Regions from separate parts of the Homo sapiens genome. Here all the other regions are linked to region 1. Evidence: chromatin loops called from intact Hi-C (ENCODE). Cell type or tissue: mammary epithelial cell. All regions are shown on one strand.

Region 1 (8,000 bases):
GCCCAAGTGAACCCTGACTGTCCACGCAAGTCCCATGTCCTCCTCGTCCTGGAGTTCCTCGAGGTTCAGCGAGCCCATCCCGCCTAGGGCCTCTGGAACCTTGGGGCGAGGGAGGTAACCCCTCACTCCCACACCCATCCGATATTTACAAAGAGCATCCCTGGGAGAGGGGAGAAGGCGGCCGGCTCTGGCAGCTTTCTGGGGGGCCTAGAACTTGGGGCACAGTGCGGGGCACTAACATTTCTAACAGGGAGAGGAGGGGGATGCTCGTCTTCAGGGATGGTCTTGGGGGGTTGTCCCCCTCCTTCTGGCCTTGGAAGACTCTTCCCTTTCCTTCTTCCCCTCCTCCCCTTCCCCCACCAGGCAAGCCAAGGAAGCCAGAGAAAGGCCCGGAGAGCCTGGCTCCCAGCTCCCGCGCCACGAGTCAGCAGGGTCCTGCCCAGGCCTGACTCCCAAACCCCTCCGCTGAGGGAGGGCCACTTCAGTGCCACTGGGGCGACGCTTCCCTGGAGATGGGAAGTGGGGTGAGAGGCCTTGGGGAAACCTGTGGGCCGGAGCCTCCTGTTTCTGCCAGTGGTCTTTCTAGCCCAGCCCTCCCTCAAGCCTGAGGCTGGCAAGATGCTCACACTAAGCCCGGGACCTCAGCAGTACCATCTGCACCCCCAGGGACCTTAGCCCGATTCATGCCATCTTGGATGGCCTCCCCCAGCACTCAATGGCTCAGCCAACTTCCTCCCCCTCCCACAGGCACATCTCTAGAAGCCAGACAGGAAGAGACCACCCCCCCCAAAAAAAGAGCCCTGAAGACCTCTGCTTCCTCCCCCCACTCTTGAATATATTAAATTGTGCAGCTTGGCTCTAACCCCGCCCCTTCAGATCTCCATGGCAACCGGGCAGCATTCAAGTCCGAGTCTGAAGCCAAGTCCATCCAGTGCCAAAGGGGGGCTTCAGCTTCTCCCCTGACTTCCCCAGAGAGTGAGACCCAACATTCCACAGGGGGATGAGAGGGGAGGAAGAGTTGGGGGGGCCTCAGTCCTCAGCCCCCTCTTCCTCTGTGTGGGGGGCCCCAGGGGGGTCCTCGGGCTCAGGGGTCTGCCCGCCAGGATGGGGGTGGGGATGGGGGTGAGGGTGGGTGCCGGGCTGGGATCCCGGCCCGTCCTCGCCCTGCACATAGACGCTCAGCCCCTCGTGACTAGGCTCCTTGCCGCAGGCCTGGCAGCTACAGTGCAGGATCTTCTCCACCAGCTTGTCCACCCTGGGCACCTCCTCGTGGCCCGGGCACTCCAGCGTCACCTGCAGAGGGCAAGAGAGAAGCAGAGGCATGTTCCCAAAGGTCTGGGGCAGGCAAGGCAGCCCCTAGGGTAATACTTCCTCATGGGATCAAGAATCCCAGAGCCCACCTGTGATGCCCAGTTAGCTCTGGGGTCCCATGGGGAGGGGGAAATTGAACCCCTGCACAAGCCACCAGAGCTGTCTCCTCACATCCAGTCCTGCCACCTTCCCACCCATTCCCCACCAGCAGCCACCAGTGTGGCCTGCCCCTGCTAAAATCGCCCCCACCGCCGCGATCCCCCTGCACTTGGAGACAAACCCTGACCCCTCACTAAGGCCACCCAGGACCTTCAGGTGCCACCAGCTGGCTGGCCCCCCTACCCCTGACCCTGCACCACTCTTACCAATCCTGTGCTTGGGCTCTGCCTCAGGGACTCCGCACATGCTGTTCCCTTTGCCTGGAAGGTTCCCCCCACCCACCCCCCTATCCCCGCCGACTACCACATGCCCTAAACTGCGCCTTTGGGTCTGAGCTCAGACTTCACTTCCTCAAAAGAGCCCCACCCCAAAGCCCAGCCCAGCTGAGGCTCACCCTGCAGGAACCCCATCTACCTCCTACTCTGCCCCTATCATCACCCATCTAAGTACCTTTTTTCCTTCTCCCTCCCTTCCTCTCTTCCTTCCTCCCTTCCACAGAGCGCCTACCCTGTGCCAGCTCTGGGGACACAAAGACACATTTCCTTCAAGGAAATCAGAGTCTAGTGGGGGAAACAGATCTGTCAAAATCACCCGGATGCAGGTGGAAGACTGCAGGTGTGAAAGGTGCTTGAAGCGGAGGCATACTGTGCTCTGAGAGCCAACGGTACCAGGGTGTGCCCCAGTCAGGGGGCCTGGAAAGGGGCCCTGAGGAAACGCTGCTTGGGCCAAGGGCAGAAGAATGAATAGAAGTGAACTAGAGAAAGGGGACAGAGGTGGTGTTCCAAGCAGGGAAAAGAACAGGTGCAAGGGCCCTGGGGTAGAAGCGAACGGAGCAGGTGCGAGGCACTGAAAGAAGGTGGCTGTGTTAAGCGTCAAGCTACTAAGGAAGGCAGGAAGCAGGAGGAGGCTGGAAAGGCCACTGAGCCAGGCCATGCCAGGTTCTCGGGACAGGGCAAAGATTTTGGTCTCATCCTATAACAACAGGAAGCCCCTGAAAGGACTTCAGCCCATGAGAGACATCAGAATGGAACTTCGGGAACATCCCTGTCCTGTACAAGTTGGTGTCAGACTTCTGAGCCATCCTGTGGGGAGGCCCACATTTGTATCCCCAGCACAAGCCCTTCACCCTGCACACAGTGGGGCCTTTCTAAGGCCCTGTGGCCATCTGCTGGAATACAGGAGCCTGGGGAGAAAGGCCAAGGCTGGGGCAGGCTCCGGGCCGAGACTGGGTGGGGCAGGCAGGCAGTACTCACAATCTCCCACATGGACTGGGCTGGCATGCAGGAGTCACAGTGAACCAGGGACTCTGTGGACTGTGGGAAGGTGTTGGGGACGCTGTAGCTGAAGCACTGTCCTAGGCACGCCCTGTGGGAGGAGAGGTCACCATGCCTGTGTCACTGTTGGGGAGGCAGGGATGGGCAGCCCTGGTCCTCTTCCTCCCTCCTTGGACCCCTGTCCGCATCCCCCCACCCACCCCTTGGGTCCCACCTGTTCTGGATGGACTTGGCCTCACAGCCGCTGTGGCCCACGATCTGGGTGATGTTCTTGGCTTCGCACCAGGCACTCTTATCTGGGAACAGTGCCAGCTTGTTGATGGGTGGTGGGGCAGCCAGTAGCATGGCAGGGAGGACAGCCCCCACCAGGACCCGAAGCATCATGCCCGTGGCCTCCAGAGCCCTAGAACGGAGCACAGGTGCCAGGTGAGGCACAGCAAGGTGCAGGGGGCCGGGTAGTGGTGTTACAGCATGGACTCTGGCATCCGACTCCTTGGCGCAACCCCAGCTCTCCCACTTACTAACCAAGTGCAACTTTGGACAAGTTATTTCTCCCCTCTGAATCTCACAATTGGAGCTGGGAGTGGTACCTACATCAGATGGGTATCTGGAAGGTCAGATGAGATATTAAATGAGCCTAGCAGATAATACACATTCCATATGTGTTGGTTGGTTTTACAACTTCCTAAATTGCCTTGAGCAAGTTACTTTTTATCTCGGTGCCTCGGTTTCTTCATCTAAAAAGGGGAGATGGTGCCACTGCCTGGCACAGGATTGCGATTACGAAGTGTTCAAGCACATGTCAAGTGCTGAACAATTACTACCTCCTTTCTCCCTTTGATGCTGTGAGTCACCCAGGAAAATACACAAAAAGCTGTCCACACAGCCCTGGAGGGGCTGGCCACACACCATGTCTCCTTGAAAGCTACTGCAACCATTGTCAGGATTCTGATGTTTGAAAAGTTAGCCTTAACCTTCACGTTGCTGTGATTTCTTTTTGGTTTTGTTTTTTGAGAAAAGATCTCACTCGGTCACCCACGCTGGAGTGCAGTGGCATGATCACGGCTCACTGAAGCCTCGACTTCCCTGGGCTCAGGTGATCCTCCCACCTCAGCCTCCCGAGTTGCTGGGACTACAGGCGTCCGCCACCACACCTGGCTAATTTCTGTAAAGACCAGGTTTCGCCGTGTTGCCCAGGCTGGTCTCAAACTCCTGGGGCTCAAGCGATCTTCCTGCTTCAGCATTCCAAAGTGCTGGGATTACAGGCGTGAGCCACCGCACCTGGCCTGCAGTGAATTCCTGGGCCACCTTGGCTGGCCAGACCTCAGGCAAAAAAACTGACCCTGAACCAGACAGTATTGTTCTCTAAGATGCCTCACCAGAAACTCGAATCCACAAGGGCTCTACACAGATCACTGTCCCCAGCCCCATTCTAACACGTGAGTCAAGCGGGAGCCAATCAAAGCTAAGCACTTGGCCATTTGCAAATTCCCCTGCTATAGGATGGAGTGAGATACTAAAACAATACCAGGATCTGCCAAAAGGTGGCGCTGCAGGGCAGTCTGTGTCAAAGGATTCCGCTTTCAGGAGACTCGCCCCAGGTAAGTTTCACCCATGCCCCCCAGTGCAAAAAGCACGGGAGAGGGAGGCTTCAGAGATGAGGGCAGTGCCTTCTTCAAGGAGGCCCCCAAACCCTCGGAGGACGGCACAGCCGAGAAAGGGCATGGGTCCACGTGTGCTGGGTGACCGGGACACTCAGACCTGTTTCCCCACCACCTGTAAAATGAGTGCAGTGAGCCAGGCCAGTGGTTCCCAAACCTGAAATTTGATCAGAATTCCCTAGGAACTTGTGGAGTAAAAGTTCTAGGGTGGGTAGGAGTCTGCGTTTTGATCAGGCTTCCTAGGCAGCTATGCGCTCAGTCAGGGATTCTTTACCTTGGGACAGTCCCTAGAGGGGCCTGGATGAGGCTAAATCAGGAGGAAGAGGGGACAAGTCCTGGTCCCAGTGGCCCCACAGAAGCCCAGCACCAGGAGTCAGGTGGCTTGGGACTGGGCATCCCATTTAGGACAATCCTACCATGGGCCATGGAGATGGCAAAGCCAGGTACTTTTTTTTTTTTTTTTTTTTTGAGACGGAGTCTCGCTCTGTTGCCCAGGCTGGAGTGCAGTGGCACGATCTCTGCTCACTGCAAGCTCCGCCTCCTGGGTTCACGCCTTCTCCTGCCTCAGCCTCCCGTGTAGCTGGGACTGCAGGCGCCCACCACCATGCCCCACTAATTTTTTGTATTTTCAGTAGAGACGGGGTTTCACCGTGTTAGCCAGGATGGTCTCGATCTCCTGACCTCGTGATCCGCCCGCCTCAGCCTCCCAAAGTGCTGGGATTACAGGTGTGAGCCACTGCGCCCGGCCTTACTTATCTATTTTTTTGAGACAGAGTCTCACTCTGTCGCCCAGGCTGGAGTGTCATGGCATGATCTTGGCTCACTGCAACCTCCGCCTCCCGGGTTCAAGTGATTCTCCTGCCTCAGCCTCCAGAATAGCTGGAATTACAGGCATTCGCCACCACACCTGGCTGATTTTTGTATTTTTAGTAGAGATGGGGTTTCACCAGGTTGGCCAGGCTGGTCTCAAACTCCTGACCTCAAGTGATCTGCCCACCTCGGCCTCCCAAGGTGCTGGGATTACAGGTGTGAGCCACTGCACCCAGCCCAGAGCCAAGTACTTTATAAAGTGTCTGGGGAGCACGGGTCTAGAGGTGGGCTGGCTGAGTGGGGCTCCTGCAGGGCTGTGAACCCCTCCAAGCACTCCGCTCCCCATCCAGCAAGTTCCCCCAGCTCCTGCCCCTCTCCTGCAGGTCTCCATCTCAGGGGACCCCAATGCCGGGATAAGCCCCACTCCCAGCCCACTGGGGAGGAAGGGCAGCTGGAAGTGAGGTCGGACAGGCTGCCCCCCCGCCGCCTCCCAAATGAGTTCCTGTCACGATCCAGGCCCTCACCCACGCATTTCCGGTCTTGCTGACAAAGCCCATGTTTCCAGTACAACCACATCCTAACAAAATAGAATGGATTCCTCCCTAACTGGCAACCCAGTGAATTTTTCAACAAGCCTGGCATGCAGGCGGCTTCCTCACTCCTGAGTCAGGTCTGCCCACAGCACACCTGAAGGGTCCTGGAGGTCCATTTAAGGCCAGGGCTCCCTGGGCTGGACTGGCCCCCTAGACCCTTAGGAGAGGTCCAGGGACTCTTGTCCTCCTATATCTGACCCCATCTTGCTTCCTCAGGAACAACAGGTCACAGGGGGCCAGGGAGGTGACTGGGGCAGAAAGTGATGTGGATTTGGAATTGAGACTGGGGTTGTAATGCAAGTAGCCTGGGCCAGGCATGGTGGCTCACACCTGTAATTCTAGCACTTTGGGAGGCCAAAGCGGGAGGACCACTTGAACTCAGGAGTCCAAGACTAGCCTGGGAAGCAAAGTGAGACTTGGTCTCAAAATAAAATAAAATAAAATAAAATATTTTTTTATTATCACACTGTGATAACACATTTTTTATTATCACATTATGCATTGTGATGTGCACCTGTAGTCCAGCTATGTGGGAAGCTGAGGCGGGAGGATGGCTTGAGACCAGGCTTGGGGCTGCAGTGAGCCATGATTGCGTCCCTGCACTCCAGACTGGGTGACAGAGCAAGAACCTGTCAAAAAGGAAAGGGAAAAAAAGGACAGGAAAGAAAAGAGGGAGGGAGGCAGGGAGGGAGGGACAGAGGGAGGGAGGGAGGCTGGGGTGAGCACTTGGAGTTGGAATTAGGAGAGGTCACAACCGAGGCTGTGGGTCACAACTAGGCTGAAGCCGAGTGTTGAGACTGGGGTTGAGGCTAATGGAGGCTTACTGGGAAATGGGGTAATGGTGACTTTTTGGAAGAGGTTGCAGGCCCAGAGATCAGGAACTGGTTATCAGCGTCAGGCTGGGACAGAGGTTAGGAGAAATGAGACGAACTGAGGCAGAAGGCCCCCTCCTTACCTTCCACCCTTTCCAGTGCACAGCTGAGGTTATCACAGGGCCAGCTGTGTCCACAGAGGGGTGCTATAACCCAACCCACCAGGCCCTAGCAGGCTCTCCGCAGGGCGCTGGGGCCTCGGCCTCCCCGGGCCAGCAGCGTGGAGCTCCAGCATTTTCCCCGGGCTCCCCCTGGAAGCGTGGACCCTGGAGTCCCCAGTGTTTGAACTGCAGCCCCTCCCCTTAGGAGCTGTGTGACTCCAGAAATAAGTTCACTCCTCAGAAACTGCCTTTCTCAACCCTAACATGGGAAGCATTGCACCTTCCCTGGAGAAGAATTGGGAGGAGTAAATGAAGGTACTCAGCACCTAGGAGGCACCCACTAAGGTCAGCTCTCTTCCCCCCAGGGGATCATGGGAAAGGCTGGGCCAGCATCAGAGCCAAGGCTGGGCTGGAACAGGAGGCAGCGAGGATGCCAGATGAAGTCTCTCCCACACACGGCTGTCATCCAGACACACCTGCCTCCGCCCACCCTCCTGCCCAGCCCCGAAGAGCCCAGGCTGCCCCCACCGGTGGGGTGGGCTCTTGGCTAGCAGGTTTTCTTTTTTTGTTGGTTTATGCTTTTTTGTTGGTTTACGCTTTTTTGTTTTTTCAAGCAGCAACTAATCTATTTTTTTTTTTTAAGCAGCGATCGTACTTTCCTTCCTGAGCCTTGAGAGCCTCACCCAGATTCTCAACCCTTCCTCCCGCCCTGAAGGTCACACAGCAAGTCATGGGACTCCCCAAAAGCGAGGGCGGGAAGGAAAGTTGGAGATCTCCCAGCCAAGTCTCCCTGCTCTGCAAGGGGCTGTCCCAAGGCCCCCAGCAAGTCAGGCAAAGCAATGCCCTGCCCTGGGCCGTTCAGGGCCCTGCAGTTCCACACTCACTCACTTCTAGGAGGGTGGGGAGAAAGGCAAGGGTGAGGGCAGGGAGCTGGGGGCACAGACCCTATGCCCACTCAGACACTCCCCTGAGGGGAGGTCCAGGGATGTGGGTAAATAGGGGGCAGTTGTTTTGAGTTGGCACAGTCAGAGATGGCTCTCAGGAGGGAAGCAGAGGTTCTGAATTCTGAACTAAATATAAGAGCGCAACTATAGTCATGCGTCAGTTAGCCATGGGGATGCACTCTGAGAAATGTGCCATTAGGTGATAGAGTGAACTCAAACCTGAATAGTCTAGGCTATTACAAACCTAGGCTATATGGCATAGCCCATTGCTCCTA
Region 2 (8,000 bases), 310 kb after region 1:
CCGTCGTCTTGGCACCAGGGTTTTGCTAGTGGCAGATAAAGATGATGTTCCAGCAGACGCTCCAGTGCTGCCGAGGTTGGTGTGTTTATTAGACCTGAAATGAGAACTGTGACTCTCAAGCTCATGGGCACTCTCACTACTCCTGTTTTATGGAGACCCCCTGGGGTCTGAGGGTCGAGATTCCTCAGGATGACTTGCCAGAGCATGCCAAGACAGATGGGAGCAGAGAAGCCGGTCTTTCTAGCATTTCTCTCCCTCTTTTCCACTAGTCCTCAGTAAAACAGCCTTGCCAGAACCAGATGTCTTTTTTCTGCAGATATTTACTGTTATGACTTGGGAGGCAGCAGGTTCTGGACTGTTGCCCTCACCTAGACCGCCCCCCCCCCTTGTCAGATGCCACCCGTTTTCTCAGACCCGTCGGTCTCCCAGACCACATTGCTTTGTGAGCAGATGCCTGTCAGGGACAGCTCTATCAGAACAGACCGAGTCCAGCCCAGTGAGCCGTGATGTTCTCTCACTGCTCGGTCCCCCCTCTGCCATCTACAGCGACATAGGTTGGGTCTGTTCCCCTGGCAGACAGCAGGCCTTCAGAGCCCTGCCAGAATCTCTTGTGTCTCCCCTAGCACACACACATCCCTCCCCACCCACCACCGCCAGGCCTGGATAGCCCTAGTTCTCTCCCATTTCTTGGTGTCAGGGTGTTCAGACCTTTTAAGCAGATGAATGCTAACTCATTCAAGGCTTTTAAAACCCAGTGCCTTAGCAGGGTACAGTGGCACACACCTGTAGTTACAGCTGTGTGGGAGGATTGCAGGAGTTCCTGTCTAGCCTGGGCAACATAGCAAGACCTCCTTGTCTTTTAAAAGAAAATTAAAAAAAAAAAAGTGCCCTAAACTGAATCCAGCCCTGCAGATGTAGCTGGGCCAGGACAGAACAGAGGGTAACCACTGCCTTCCCAAGCAAGCAATGGAAACTGGCAGCTGCAGTGTCTTCATCACGCGATGGGGTGGGAATGCTGCCCCTTATCTGGGCACAAGGAATAGTGTCATCTGTGCACCTTAAAGTTGCACAAAAGCTTTCCTAGTAGCGACATCTCATCCTTGTCAAACTTGAAATTATCTAAAAACCACAAGTCTCTTCATAGGAACTGTTTGCAAGTCAGCAGTTCCCCATTTTGTACTGCATGAAATGCACCCTTGAGCCTAAATATCTGGCTTGCATTTGCCCTGGTACATTTAACTGGCGTGGTGAAGTAGGAGGAGCAAAGGCGTCGGAATCTAACAGTGCTGTATGATTCTTGCTTCTTTAAGCTTCGGTTTCCTTGGGTTTAAAACAGGGTTCCTAGGAAGCTGAGATGGAAAAAGGTGGCTGCCGCCTGGCTCCATTCCAAGTTGCTGCTCTCGTTCTGTAGCTAGCCCAGGTTTCCGGGTTCCGTATTAACCCTGTGACCATCTCAACCCTTGACACTGTCGATAGGAAGCTGGTCGTTCTCTCAGCTGGGCCTTTACTTAAGTCCTGGACAAACAAGTTGACCAAGGGCAGGCAGAGACTGCTACAGGGTGCCACATAGTGTATGCAGTGCACAAATGGTTCTATTTTTGGTGGGTCGGTGTTGCCAGCGAGCTGACCCTGACCAGGTGTGGAGGGGAGTGGGTGGGGGGCTGTGGAAATGTGGCCAGGTCCCTACCCCTATCGGCAGAGGCTCCATCCTGCCCTTCCTCTCAGCCACAGGTGCAGGATGGTAGATGGGAACTTGCCAGAAGGATGCGACCCTATTTAAGTAGTTGTGTTTTCTTCCAGCCCAGCATCCCCACCAAAACAGGAAAAGAAGTGCTCTCGTGCAGGGCTTGTTCACAGTGAGCCTGGCTGGCTCCTCATGATCTCTGAGTTTAAAATGTGCCAGCAGATGATTTTAACGATCCCATCAAAAATTGTTGTCTGGATCAGTTTCGAGCTAGCGTTTCCTTGCAGAGGCCATTCTTCCTTTTTTGACAAAAGTTGGGTCGGCCAGGTGCAGTGGCTCATACTTGTAATCCCAGCACTTCGGGAGGCTGAGGCAGGTGGATCACCTGAGGTCAGAAGTTCAAGACCAGCCTGGCCAACATGGCAAAACCCTGTCTCTACTAAAAATAAAAAATAAAAATAAAAATAAAAAAAAGCCGGACGTGGTGGTGGGCACCTGTAATCCCAGCTACTGGGGAGGCTGAGGCAGGAGAATCACTTGAACCCAGGAGGCAGAGGTTGCAGTGAGCCAAGATTGCACCATTGCACTCCAGCCTGGGCGACAAGAGCGAAACTCCGTCTCAAAAAAAAAAAAAAAAAAAAAAAGACAAAAGTCGGGTCAGTGCTGCCGCCCCCAGTGTCAAGGATTTCAATCACAGGTCGGTTTTGCCCGACCCTGGAAGCCTGGTCGTTTAAAGTGGCTTGGTTCTCTCCTGCCCTCTGCTCACCCCGCTCTTAACCAGGTTGGTTCCACCTTTCACAGCCTGAAAGTCAGTCTCCCTGATGAGGAGATGTAGAAATAGGTGAGAAGCAACAGAGCCCGTACCCTCTGAGACAGTATCTCCCCCCAGACTCCACCCTGTTCTCCTGGTTCCAAAGAGAGGAACCCACCTTTTGCTGGTTTTTCTTCTGTGGGCCTGGTCTCATTTTGAACTCTACCCTTTCTTTTTTTTTTTTTTTTTTTTTTTTTTAGCTTCTCTCACAAATTTTATTTTATTTTAATAAAGCTTCAAAAATTATAAATAATGTCTAAGCAGATTTAGAATCTCAACAATAAATGCTTAGCCTTAGAGTACTGCATTTTTGTATTATAATTTGATGGCCACTTCTTGCATGGTTTCTACTCTACCCTTTCTGATGCTGTTCTTTTCTTCCTCTTTCTTGATTATTTATTTCAGCTTCCACATTTTATTTCAACAACATTAGTCATCGTAGCTGCGTATTCCTGTTTTCAGTGTAGTAACGTTGAGCATTTATGTTCCTAGCACTCTTCCAGGTACCCTGTGCGTTATGAGGCAGGCACATCTCTCCTGAAAGAATTTATATTCTTGTCAGGGAAATAAGGCTTCAGATAAGAAAAAATTCGGGGGAAAGTGCCGAATTCCTTCTACCCTAACCTGCCTCCATTTCCTCCCTCCTCCGAGTTGAGATGATTGGGTCAGAGCCAGCTCTTCCTGGGCTTGGGAAGAGGAGATGGGGCTTGAGTGCTGCTGCCCCCCTCATAACCTCAGAGTCTATATTGAGACTCTCTTGCTCAAACTCTCCTCGCAGAGTAGAACGAACAGGCCCTGGTGCGAGGAAGGGTTTGACCCAGGCTCTGCCATTGCCACCTGCATGACTAGGGTGAGCCACTGAATCCCTCTGGCCTGAAGTCTCCGTCAGAGGTTGTCTGTCCCTCCCTGCGAGACTGCAGCAGATGGCACCCCAAAGCCACCATTTGGGAGCGCCAGGGCGCAGCAGCAGCACAGAAGCTTCCCCTGCAGTGTCAGGCCCTGAACCTGGGGTGGATGGCCCAGCGTGGGCCTGGGCCTGCCAGTAGAGGCCTGAAGACAAACCGAGTGAGTCTTCTCCAGTTGGCTCGGGTGAGCTGGTGCCTGCCAAGGGCTGCTGCTGTGGCTCTGGGCATCTGCCTGCTCTACCATGGGCAGCAGCAAAATCTTCTCCCTTGGAAGTGGGACTCTGGGCTTCTGCCCTCTGGGCTCTTTATGGTCTGAAACTGAAGTCGGTTTGTGCTTCAGTTCCCAGGCTGCAAAACTGGCCTTGTCATACCTGCAGCTGGCTCCACGGTGGGAACAGTAGGCTCTTTGCAGACCGTGGAGGTGGGGTGGGCTGTCTGCCGTTCTCAGAAATCTCTGGCTTTCTCTGACTTGGAATGTTTCTGTCTTTTGCAGATGGAGAAGGATGAAACTGTGAGTGACTGCTCCCCACACATAGCCAACATCGGGCGCCTGGTAGAGGTGAGTGACCTGGGCTCTGGCTGGCTCCTGCAGTGACCCACAGCAGTGACACTGCAGCCCCGGAGCCGCTGTGCTGGCCTCCTTCTCTGCTGCTTTCTCTCAGCTCCACCGCAGCCGGCAGAGCGCTTCTTGGATTTTGCCCTGGCCTCATATTTTTGGAGCCTCTGATTTGGATGCCAGCAGGCTCCAGCTTCAGGGCCACCTCCTGCTCCACCCCCAGACCTGGGCTCCCAGAAGACTGCTCAGGCGCTGGCTCTGGGGCGCACTAGGTCTTGTCTCCCCTGATCGCCTGGGTGTGAACAGGGCCCTGCGCTGGGAGAGGAAGCAGATCCCAGGAATGCCAGTGGGCCCTGGTGTGGCTTCAGTTGCGGCTGCCTTGGCCCTCCTGTCACCACGTTGTTTGGGAAGGCAGGGAGGTGCTCTCGGGTTTCACAGAATTGTTCACAAAATTAGTGGGGAGCCCAAGGGGTGGTGATGTGGTTTAGAGCAGCTCCCAGGCATGGGCAGAGCTGGCCGCCAATCCCTGGGTACTGGCTTCCTCCCTGCCTGTGGACTGTGGATGGGAAGGTGCCGGGAGCACAGATGGCAGGTGGGGTCTTGGCAGCCTGGAGCGCGCTCACTGATGCCCCAGAGCAGGCGTGTGCCACCCTCCAGTGGCCACACTGGGGACTGCAGGGCTGGCAGGTGGAGGGAGGGCGTGGGCCTCAGGGTTCCTGACCTTTTGCCACTGCGCTGACCGACCTCCCTTCCAGGACATGGAAAATAAAATCAGAAGTACGCTGAACGAGATCTACTTTGGAAAAACAAAGGATATCGTCAATGGGCTGAGGTAATGTACCAGAAAGCACAAGCTTTAGAAGCAGACAGAGGGATTTGAACCCTGGCTCTGCCAGTTACTAGCTGTGTGGTCTTGGGCCTCGGTGTCCTCATTGGTAGGCTGCAGTGCCCCTCTTCTGGGATGATCATTATGTTGATTTTGGAAAGTAAAGTCCTGATGTGTCATCTGCACTCTCCGTAGCAGCTGTCGGTCCCTATCTGCACCATTTGTTTTCTGGGGCATGTTCACCCTAACAGCCATTGGTGCCCTTGCCCCCGGAGCCTCCTCAGCCCTGCAGTTTGTCAGTCCCCGCTCAAAAATCTCCCCACCCTCCAGCCTGGGCCTAGGGGAGCCATGACACCACATTCCGGGCAGCCCGGCTGCCTCTGGCTGGCCTGCTCTCCGAGACAGCAGAGCGCAACGTGCAGGCAGGGCCCTCAGTCCGGGCCTTCTCAGGCCCCCAGCCTCCCTGACGCCACATGCAGGCAGGGCCCTCAGCCTGGGCGTTCTCAGGGGGCCCCAGCCTCTCTGACGTCCTCTGCCAGGGCTCTGCTGCCAGTGGCCAGTGTCCTGCACCATCCTTCCCACCTCGTGCCCTCAGCTCTGCAGTGTCAGCCCAAACAAAAGCCGGGCGCTCTCTGGACCCTCCAGGTCCACGGCGGACAGAGCAGGAGGCAGGCCTCTGACATGAGGCCAGAGCCCAGCTGGGGGCAGTAAACGGCTGTGGAGGGAGCACTGGCCTTGGAGTCAGGAGAGTCAGGAGGCCGGGATCTCCCCTAAGCTCTGTCATCCCGAGCTGCATGGCCTCTGGCACTCCTCGCAGAGGCCCTTGTCCAGTCGAGGAGGCACGGTCGGCTGAGATGATGAATCTAGAACACGCTCTGCAGTCCAGCAGCACCGTGTGAGTCGGGCTGTGCTATGCCTTTAGCGGCCAGCCCTCTCACCCACTGCCGTGGTGTAGCTCTCACAGCCCAGCCCAGAGGAGAGGCAGGCTGCAGTCCCGGGGCTGCCCCAGCTCGTGGACTGGGGTGGGCGACAGATTTCAGTCACCTGCTTTACAGTTTTAAAACAGAGGAGGAGTCCTCTTTGGACCCTTGTCTTCTGATCCCCTGCCCACCTGGGGGAGGCTTGGTCTTCGTGACCTGTGACAGGGTTAGAGCCCAGTGGTCCCTGGCGTTAGGCCTGCCACTGGCAGCCACTGCCCGATACACCAAACACACTTTCCCGCCCAGCCAACCTGCACAGTCCCCAGGCAGTGGCTGGGAAGTGGGGGAGAGAAGCCGAAGAGCCTGCGGGTGGTGGTGGCGAGCCCCTGAATACCACGACCACCGCCAGCGTGGACCTCTGCAGCGGCGATACCACTCCACACCCCAGAGCCGCCACGGCATCCCCCCTTCCGCCTCGTGGGTCTCCCTGAATTTCCTCCTCAGCTGTGGCCCCCTGCGTTCCTGGCTTCTCGTCGTTCTCTTCCCTCCCACTCCACTCATCTTGAACACTCTCTGTAGATCTATTGATGCTATCCCTGACAACCAAAAGTTTAAGCAGTTGCAGAGGGAGCTCTCTCAAGTGCTGACCCAGCGCCAGATCTACATCCAGCCTGATAATTAAGCCGATCCAGGTACCCTGCCTGAGAGCCGCGAGACCCTCCCCACTAAAACAGGACTCACCAACCCGCCGAGACCCTGCCGGTCCGGCTGCTGCTCCGCGGCCATTTAAACCACCACTAACCCCCACGTGTGCTCCCGGTCGGTGCACAGCCACATTCCCGTGTAGCCTCGGCCCCATGTAACACGGCACCTATCACGTGTGTGTGCTTTCCACTCTGGGTGGAGGCTGGGTGTGGGGAAGACGGCTGATTTTTTGGCTTTTGCTTCTGAAGAAGCCCAGGCCAAGGGACGGATGCTGCCTCTCCAGCAGCAGCCACTTGTGTGCACCGGCCTGACTGTCCCCAGGGCAGGGATCTGCCTGCCGTCCACCCCCCCATGCTTCAGAGGAGCCTCTGATGCTGGTGCAGGGATCCCAGAAGCCACATAAGCCTCCCCGCTGCTCAGCGGCACATTGCCTGTCCAGGGCTAGCTGGCTTGGAAGGGGTGACCTCACTCTCTGATCTCTGAGTCTCTGGGGTTGGAGGGCAGAGTCAGGGCTGGACTCCACCCTGGCTGGCCCAGATGCTCTGCTGGAGCTGCCTGGACGCCCAGTGCCGACTCGGCCACAACCAGCATAACCTTCCGCCCCTAACGAGCTGCAGCTGTTCCTTTAAACAGGTTTCGCTAATGGAAAGGAAAATAGTCTTGCTTGTTGGTAATGGCCAAGAACCATGACTTGAGCTTGTGACAGATCCAGATGTAGGGAAGGAGGCAGCATCCCTGGAGAGTAGGAGGGAAACTTGTTTGTAAAAAGAAGGCATTTGGAACCCTGCCAACTGGGGCTGCAGAGCCCAGGTCCAGGGGCTGCGCACTGAAGGCCCACCCCAGAAGGGGTGCAGCAGACTTTCCAAGGTGGAGGTGGGGTCAGGCACTTAGAAAACCAGGTGGAGCTGCTTTTCCGAGGCCGTGGGACTTAAGTGCACCAGTCTGGTCTGTGTGTGCCAACTTAAGGCCCACGACTCGGGTCAGCCTCACAGTGTGGCCATCAGGCATTTCCATCATGGCATTGAGAAAAAACTCTTTTTAAGATACACCGTGATGGTGCAGTTCCCTGGCCGCCCACTGGGGGCGTCCTGGCGTAGAAACCCTGGCAGCCAGGTCTGCTCAAGATGACTCCTCCCTCCCACAGAGTCGAGCACTGTCTCCAAGCGCTGATTCGAGGTTGCTTGGCCGTGACCTTCCCAAGCATTGTCCCTTAAATAAGCCCCCTGCTCCTTCCGCCTTCCACCATTTCACTTCTAACTTCCTGTGTCTAACATGATTCTAGCTCTGGAACTTTCTCCTTCGTGTGATCCAGCCAAGACCTGGCGGGCTTGGCTCTTCCTTCCCAGAAGAGCCAGTGACCACCCAGGCTAGAGGTCCTGTGCGCTGCTGCTTTGCCCGCCGCATCTCCCGCTGGCCATGTTGACCTCCCGCTGTGAGCTTGGCAAGAAGCCCCTGGGGAATCGGCTGAGATTTGGAGCCTGGGGGCCGTGGGGGCTGATGCCTTTGGCCGCCGCAGAGCCAGGGACAGTCCTGGGAAGATACTCAGAAACGTGTATTTCCCCAGCATGAACCAAATGTCTGCGTTTCTCCTGG
Region 3 (8,000 bases), 410 kb after region 1:
ATCTCAGCTCACTGCAACCTCCGCCTCCCGGGTTCCAGCAATTCTCCTGCCTCAGCCTCCCGAGTAGCTGGGATTACAGGCATGCGCCACCATGCCCAGCTAATTTTGTATTTTTCATAGAGACAGACGGGGTTTCTCCATGTTGATCAGGTTGGTCTCGAACTCCTGACCTCAGGTGATCTGCCTGCCTCGGCCTCCCAAAGTGTTGGGATTACAGGTGTGAGCCACTGCGCCCAGCTAACAAACACGTCTTATGTGTCCTAAAATGAATGTGATGGTGATAGCCCTGTGATTTTTTTTCCGGAGCATTTTGTGGAATGGTGATTTTAGCTCCTTATGGTCCCCTGTACTCTTTTTTTCTCAGGAGACAGCAATATGTTGGGAAGGTCAAGTTTGCCTCCTTGGAATTTTCCCCTGGATCCAAGAAGTTGGTTGTAGCCACAGAGAAGAATGTGATTGCAGCATTAAATTCCCGAACTGGGGAGATCTGTGAGTGAACTGAGAACTGTGTCTACTGGCTGCCTCAGGGATGAAAGACTTACCATTGCCAACTCTGCCTGGCTGATTCCTGAATAAGGAACATGTTGGCCAAAAGATGCCTCTCCTAGTGGATTCTGATACTTTTTTTTTTTCAGTCTTACCATCTTTGAATATTTGTATGTTCCTATAACTGACCTTTGCGGTTTGTTCTCTCAGCTTGAATCCTGAGTGTCCTTAAATAAGATATTGCTGCAAGCCCAGGCGGGAGGATCACTTGAGCTCAGGAGTTCGAGACCAGCCTGGGGATCACAGTGAGGCCCCATGTCTAAAATTAAAAAAATCAGGCATGGTGGCGTGTGCCTAGATTCCCAGCTACTTGGGAGACTGAGGTGGGAGGATTGCTTGAGCCCAGCAGGTTGAGGCTGCAGTGAGCTGTGATCATGCCAGTTCACTCCAGCCTGGGCAATAGAGCAACACCTTGTCTCAAAAAAAAAGATGCTGCTGCAAAAAACACATTATTCTACTTTGCAGTAAACTCTCAGATACCCTCACTTAATTACCTACACTGGCCGGATGTTTTTAGGCACTAAAATAAGGGAAATAGAATTTATGATCACTATTTTTCTTGTGAATTGGATGGATTTTATTAATCTTATTGTTGTTTGTTTATATGTTTGATGGGGTGGTAGTGGGGCCTGGACAGTAGTGGCCCCTCTTAACCCCTTCTACCCTCATTACCCCGTGAATGGGACTGGATCACTGCCAGTTAGCTATACTCCTTCACTCCCTCGAGATAAAATTGGACATTGCTGTGCAAATGAAGAGCTCTTCATTTATTTCTTAGTCTTCTGGGTTGCCACCTTTTGTTCATAGTAATGTCTAACTTTCATGTCTCTCAGTGTGGCGCCATGTTGACAAGGGCACGGCAGAAGGGGCTGTGGATGCCATGCTGCTGCACGGACAGGGTAAGCAGAGTCCTCCCGTGTCTCCATTGTGCGGCCAGCTCCCTGTCCCATTCCTTGGCTCCTTGATCTGTACAGGGTCTGGTAGGGAAAGGAGACTGGGGACTCCTGACAGTGAAGGACAGGTACCTGTTTAACATGTATTTGCATCCAGAAATCAGAGGTGAGGCCACTGCTCACAGTGGGACCCTAGGAAGCGACAGAGCAAGTGGGAAATGACTTCACCACGATCTTTTCTTTTCCAGATGTGATCACTGTGTCCAATGGAGGCCGAATCATGCGTTCCTGGGAGACTAACATCGGGGGCCTGAACTGGGAGATAACCCTGGACAGTGGCAGGTAGGGGAGAAACTGGATTTTATCTTGACTGAGTTAAAGGCTTCACCGGAACACAGATCTGCATAGACAGCAACTCTGGGCTTTTGGCTTTTTCCCAGGGACCACTGAAGAGCCAGCCATTGACATTGAGTACCCATTGTGGATATGCTTGCTCAGCCAACATGTATTGAGCGCCTGTTAGATGCAGAGTTTCTAGGTGCAATGTTTGCGCTTGTGCTTGAATGCTGTTCCTAATTTCACTGTGATTCGTGAGTTTTGCAATGTTCCAGATATAAGAACATAATATAAAACTTCCACTGTTTAGTTTTGTTTAAAGAACAGCCTGACCTATTGTTAACATCTTTGCTAAAGTTGTTTATTTTTATTTATTGAGTTTTTTGAGACATAGTTTCACTCTGTCACCCAGGCTAGAGTGCAGTGGTGTGATCTTGGCTCACTGCAACCTTCACCTCCCAGGTTCAAGCAGTTCTCGTGCCTCAGCCTCTCCAGTAGCTGGGATTATAGGCATGTGAACCACGCCTGGCTAATTTTTGTATTATTAGTAGAGACGGGGTTTCACCATGTTGGCCAGGCTGGTCTCGAACTCCTGACCCCGTGATCCTCCCACCTCAGCCTCTCAAAGTGTTGGGATTACAGGCATGAGCCACCGGGCCTGGCCCCTAAAGTTGTTCAAATGATAGGGTCATTTGTATTAGCTTATACATTTTCTGATAGTAATTCATTTGGTAAACACGTGCTGAGCCCCAGGCGATGAGAACACATGGGACTGTGAGACAGTTGCTGTCATTGAGGATTCCGCTGTCCATTGGGAGGCAGGCAGGTAGCACAGTAATGACAGCACTGTCTCATGGATATGTGGCAGAGGGTAGGTCCAGTTGCTGTGAAGTCCCAGGGGAAGGAGGGAACAGCCCTTAGGAGATACAGATGGTTTCAGGGAAGCAAGTAGTGTGGCCAAATGGTTGCAAGTGCAGAATCTCAAGTTGACTAACAAGAGGCAGAGCCAGGGTTAGGATCCAGCTGTGTTTGACCCCAAAGCCTGTTTTCTTACCCACTAAGCAACAGTGGGTACTGTTCTGGACTGTCTCTCCCAGCCTGAGGCTCTGCAGGTGTGGGCTGCTCTCAACCTGTACTTGTGTTCAGTTTCCAGGCACTTGGGCTGGTTGGCCTGCAGGAGTCTGTAAGGTACATCGCAGTCCTGAAGAAGACTACACTTGCCCTCCATCACCTCTCCAGTGGGCACCTCAAGTGGGTGGAACATCTCCCAGAAAGGTAAGGCTGCCTGCTCACAGGCAATAGCTGCCTCGTTCTACTCTCTAGGAGCTCCTCTTTCTCCTCGAGGGACCCGAAGCATTTGCTTTAACCCAGGCCTGTCTCTTGTTGGTGTTCCATGGAGTGTGTTGCACTCAGAATATCTTGAAGGCTGTGAGTATGGGTGAAACTCCGGAGTATGCCTGGAGTTTCCTTTGCACTGAGGAGAACACTCTCAAACTGGGGTGCTAGGGCGAGCCATGCTACGGGAGCCACTCACTCGCTCATGGTTATGGTACTTTGTGCCTTCTGACTTCTAGTTCAAGTTCTAGTTCTAGTTCTAGTTCTGACTGAGCCTTTCGTTCATATTAAGAGTTAGAACAACTCAAGAAGACCCAGGGTAGGCTGAGTGAGGTGTGAAATGGTTTCTCGAGGTCCTGCTGGTAGAAAGCATCGAAATTGGGAAGGAACAAGAGAGAAGGAACAAGATAAAAGGATCTACTTAGACACCCTGTGGCCATTTTCAAAGTTTAGAGCAGGACTCAAAACTTCAAATTCTGGCCTGGCATGGTGTCTCACGCCTGTAATCCCTGCACTTTGGGAGCCTGAGGTGGGTAGATCACTTGAGCTCAGGAGTTCAAGACCAGCCTGGGCAACCCCATCTCTACAAAAAGTACAAAAAATTAGCCAGGCATGGTGGTGCGTGCTTGTGATCCCAGCTACTTGGGAGGCTGAGGTGGGAGGATCACCTGAGCCTCGGGAGGTAGAGGCTGCAGTGAGCCGTGATCGCACCACTGCACTGCAGCCTGGGTGACAGAGTGAGACGCTGTCTAAAAAAAAACACAACAAAGAAAATGCTATGAGGCGGGTTATGAAATATCCATGAGCAACACTGGCTGGATGGGAGCTGCAGTGCTCCTGGCCTGCCTGGAGGGGGCAGCCTTACCCACCTGATTGGTGCTCTGTATTTAGGCCTAGTGTTGCCACATCTTCTAACCGTAGGAAAATTTAGAAATCTGATTGTGAAGTATAATATCTTCTAAATGTTGACAACTAATTCAAATTAAGAACAACAACAACAAAAGCCCCCAAACTGTGTGAGCCAAACAAAACCTATTTGGGAATTACTAGTTTGTGACATCTGGCTGAGGCCTGGCAGCCCCTGAGGATAATCCTGTCCTGGGTTGAAAGCTGACGCTGCGGTTTCTTCTTCCCTCTCTTAGTGACAGCATCCACTACCAGATGGTGTATTCTTACGGCTCTGGGGTGGTGTGGGCCCTCGGAGTTGTTCCCTTCAGCCATGTGAACATTGTCAAGTTTAATGTGGAAGATGGAGAGATTGTTCAGCAGGTACAGGAGGGTGACAGGAGCCTGTGAATAAGGTGGGGTTGGGGGAGACTTGATAGATTTCTTTGTACTGGGGAACAGGGAACTTGGCTGGGCAGATGCAAAAGCTACTTATGCTCCCTCATTCTGGTCACTTGCCAGCTGCCTTCCCATTAGGCCTCTATTTAAAGTACTCATATTTGCATGTGTTATCTTCTGGGGTGGCTAAAAAATTACATAGATCTAGTCTCTGCCTGTAAGTATCTTACAGTGCTGTGAAATCACAGTAGGACACCACATATGGCAAATATAGTAAAGAAGTGCTGATTCTGAAGTGCCAGGTATTTAAAATTATCGGATATATTTTTCCAGTGACCAGAAAGAAAATCCTGATATTTTTTCCAACTTTGAAGGCTCTCAGGAGGTTGGAGGGTGGGGTTTCAGGGGACAGGAAGAACTCCTATACAACCAACCATGAAGAACCTTTGAGCTTAGGACCCCCAGTGGGATGCTGGCAGCAATATTGCTGTTGGGCTGAGAGGGAAATGTAAAAATCTTTCACGAGCTTCCTGTTAACGATGACTTTTCTGTAGGTTAGGGTTTCAACTCCGTGGCTGCAGCACCTGTCTGGAGCCTGTGGTGTGGTGGATGAGGCTGTCCTGGTGTGTCCTGACCCGAGCTCACGTTCCCTCCAAACTTTGGCTCTGGAGACGGAATGGGAGTTGAGACAGATCCCACTGCAGGTGAGAGGCTGCCACTGCTTCTTCTGGCCTGAGGCATTTCCTGCGGGGAGTAGAAAGTTTGGCATGATTCCCCTGGAGGGTCTTTCTCCTAGACTCTTCCTGAGCAGTGGAAGCCATTCAGGCCTCTGGCTGAACTGGTGTAAGAGGAAATCAGTCACTTTCCTCTTTGGGGAACTTGAACTGGAGCATTTGGAGCCACCTGCCATGGCCCAGTTACTTCCCCCGGCAAAGTAGGGCAGAGGTTGTGAGCCTGGGATGGGTCAGGGAGTCGTCAGCTGTTAGCCATAATCCTCCTCCTTCTTGCCTTCCAGTCTCTCGACTTAGAATTTGGAAGTGGATTCCAACCCCGGGTCCTGCCTACCCAGCCCAACCCAGTGGACGCTTCCCGGGCCCAGTTCTTCCTGCACTTGTCCCCAAGCCACTATGCTCTGCTGCAGTACCATTATGGAACGCTGAGTTTGCTTAAAAACTTCCCACAGGTAACTGCAGGCAACATGGTTTGCTAGGATTCAGGAGATCTCTCCAAGACATGGATGCTAGAAGGCAGTGCTTTTGAATCTGGAAACGTTTGCTCTTAGGCCCAAGATTGATGACACCTTCCCGTAAGTGGTTTGAGAGGGGGTAGGTAGCCTTATCATAGAAATGGTGTATTTCCTCCTGAGTATTACAAAGGATCTTTAGAGCAAAACTAGTGCCTTCCTTAGTCCAAAGGAAATATGGGGACATAAATGAGAGCTTCCCCATAGATAGTAAGAACAAGCAGCATGGGATTTAAGATTGACCTGTGCCTGCGTTGGAGGTAGGGAGAGTTCTGTTTTCAGCTGTAGATGCAACTGAGGCCTCCCTCTGCTCTTAAATGCCTGACCATTCTGCTCCAAAGTGGGGAGCACTTTCAACTCTAAGGCCAAGGGCCTTCCCTGGAGAGGTGACCCTCTGTAAGGCAGCTGGCTAGTACTGGTCCCATTTAGGAGCTGATGCCTTGCTTTTCCCCCAGACTGCCCTAGTGAGCTTTGCCACCACTGGGGAGAAGACGGTGGCTGCAGTCATGGCCTGTCGGAATGAAGTGGTGAGTATTGAGAACAACAGTCAGCACTTGGGATTTTCCTTCCTGGTCTCCACTAGGAACCCTGAAAATCAGAAGTCTGGGCACATTGACCTGGTCAGTTTGAACCCAGCGGGCAGGAGGCTGTTGAGAAGTGAGGTCTTGCCTCAACTATAGAGCTTTCTGCACACCCCATTTCTCCCCAGGAACGAGACCCTAATGTGATGACCTTACTTTCATATGGGGCTATTAAGGGTTGAATAGGCTTTGTGGGCAGGGGTGAGAAATGAGCTTTGTCTTCTCTCAAGTGCTAAGAAGACAAAAACAAAAGCTTCATTTCAGTGACTGGGAAGTGACCCTTTGGCTGAATTTTCTCCTGTCCTTCTCTTTCTCATAGCAGAAAAGTAGCAGTTCTGAAGATGGGTCAATGGGGAGCTTTTCGGAGAAGTCTAGTTCAAAGGTATGGTGTGGCACTGGGCAGTATGCCAGACCTAGAGACGCAGGAGGCCACCAAAGAGAGTTGGGGGAAGAGCTTTGGTTAGGAGCAGGTCCTAGAGTTCCCAGCTTCAAATGAGGTTTCCTAAGTACTGTAAATTAAATGATGTTTCTCTTAATCTCATTTTACCGGGAGATTAGGAGGTAGAATCCCTAGAGTCTGTTTCTAGCCACTTTCTCCTCTGGGCCTCAGCGTCCCCATTTCTTTTGGGATCCTGGCTGGCACAGTTGAGTAGTACTCTGTGCAGTTACCCTGTAGCAGAGGCATGAGCCCCTGGCTGGAGGCATAGGTTCCTGCTGTGGCTTCCATCTAAGCGTTTCCCTGCCTCCTGTCTTGCTCAGTCTTACCTTGCTCAGCCCTACCTCTCTCTCAGAAGTCTCTGCTACTCTGTACTGGCTTCCAAGACAAGTATGGTAGTTGTAATTTCATTTATTTACTCAGGCACCTTATTTCTGCCTTAGGATTTAGCTTGCTTTTCTCTTTTATTCTCCTTTGCATATATTTCCCCTTCTGGCCTGGCTCCTTCTCTAGGGTATTTGCCCCCAATCCTTGGACTTCCTTTGGTGGGCTTTGCTTTCGGGGGATACCTGTAGTTGACACGTGCTGTCTGTACTCCTAGGACTCTCTGGCTTGCTTCAATCAGACCTACACCATTAACCTATACCTCGTGGAGACAGGTCGGCGGCTGCTGGACACCACGATAACATTTAGCCTGGAACAGAGCGGCACTCGGCCTGAGCGGGTAAGGCAGAGCCTTTCTTTGCAGACTGTCCTGTGGGCTTCTCAGCACATGGCTTCCTTTCCTCAGGGCCAGGTCTTAGCCATGGGGCTTGGATTAGGCTCTCTAAACATGTGTTCTAGTGCTCTCTGAGCCACTGACTTGTTAGAAGTCACAGTAAAGGCGGGTATTATTTATGCCAGCTCATCATTGTGCACCAGGGACTGTTCTAAGCTTTTAACTTACACATTAATTGATTTAACCCTCCAAACACTCTCATGAAGCGGTTGTTCCTGACCTGGTTTTAAAATGATTCTGTGGCCTGGTGGGATCGAGTACCATAGCCAGAGTCACGGAGCCAGTAAGAGGTGTCACTGCGGTTCAGATTCAGGTCTAACCCCACAGCCTGGACTCCTCATCACTACCCAGTATTGCCTCTGTGTGCATCTGGTTGTGTTCCTCAGCTGCTTGGGCTGTGGCTTCTTCGTTTCTAAAGCGGAAAGTCTAATCCCGGCCTCCTGCTCACTTTGTGGGGTGTGATTAGAGCATGGATGAATGGCGTGGTACCCGTGGAGTACTCAGGTTCTTCCATGGAAAGGTCTGGGAGACCCCAGCATCATTATGTTGGCTCCTAAGAATATGTATC

Evidence for each region. Hi-C counts contacts between places; a loop is a spot of excess contacts. Peaks named below come from ENCODE experiments on the same cell type or tissue, not always from the same donor. Only the 100,000 strongest peaks of a DNase experiment are listed, where the experiment ranks them.
Region 2: it touches region 1 in a loop (9-fold over the local background); 100 of 110 quality-filtered maps call a loop at or near these places.
Region 3: a loop joins it to region 1, with 7 times the contacts of the local background. A loop is called at or near these places in 47 of 110 quality-filtered maps.

What each region holds. Positions count from the first base shown.
Region 1 is chr1:19,650,159-19,658,158 of GRCh38, reverse strand. It overlaps MICOS10-NBL1 (MICOS10-NBL1 readthrough), which reads right to left. Exons shown (of 4, transcript NM_001204089.2): 2 at 2,959-3,147; 3 at 2,724-2,835; 4 at 1-1,293. The coding sequence starts at 3,128. The coding sequence ends at 1,030. It overlaps NBL1 (NBL1, DAN family BMP antagonist), which reads right to left. Exons shown (of 4, transcript NM_005380.8): 2 at 2,959-3,147; 3 at 2,724-2,835; 4 at 1-1,293. The coding sequence starts at 3,128. The coding sequence ends at 1,030. Among named protein-coding and RNA genes, the nearest start is that of NBL1, 9.8 kb to the right of the region's middle. RefSeq lists a silencer at 4,127-4,266 and an enhancer at 7,117-7,734. In mammary epithelial cell, CTCF peaks have their summits at 4,291 (motif pointing right) and 6,819; DNase peaks (open chromatin) are centred at 4,258 and 5,768; H3K27ac peaks cover 3,639 bases.
Region 2 is chr1:19,341,146-19,349,145 of GRCh38, reverse strand. It overlaps CAPZB (capping actin protein of muscle Z-line subunit beta), which reads left to right. Exons shown (of 9, transcript NM_004930.5): 7 at 3,894-3,959; 8 at 4,712-4,788. Among named protein-coding and RNA genes, the nearest start is that of SLC66A1, 33 kb to the right of the region's middle. RefSeq lists enhancers at 4,674-4,723, 7,420-8,000. In mammary epithelial cell, CTCF peaks have their summits at 4,610 (motif pointing left) and 7,485; a DNase peak (open chromatin) is centred at 7,485.
Region 3 is chr1:19,237,395-19,245,394 of GRCh38, reverse strand. It overlaps EMC1 (ER membrane protein complex subunit 1), which reads left to right. Exons shown (of 23, transcript NM_015047.3): 2 at 365-489; 3 at 1,380-1,445; 4 at 1,688-1,781; 5 at 2,922-3,050; 6 at 4,253-4,379; 7 at 4,949-5,098; 8 at 5,410-5,577; 9 at 6,093-6,164; 10 at 6,538-6,600; 11 at 7,256-7,378. It overlaps EMC1-AS1 (EMC1 antisense RNA 1), which reads right to left. Exons shown (of 2, transcript NR_135114.1): 2 at 4,691-5,138. Among named protein-coding and RNA genes, the nearest start is that of EMC1, 10 kb to the left of the region's middle. In mammary epithelial cell, a CTCF peak has its summit at 3,957 (motif pointing right); a DNase peak (open chromatin) is centred at 3,944.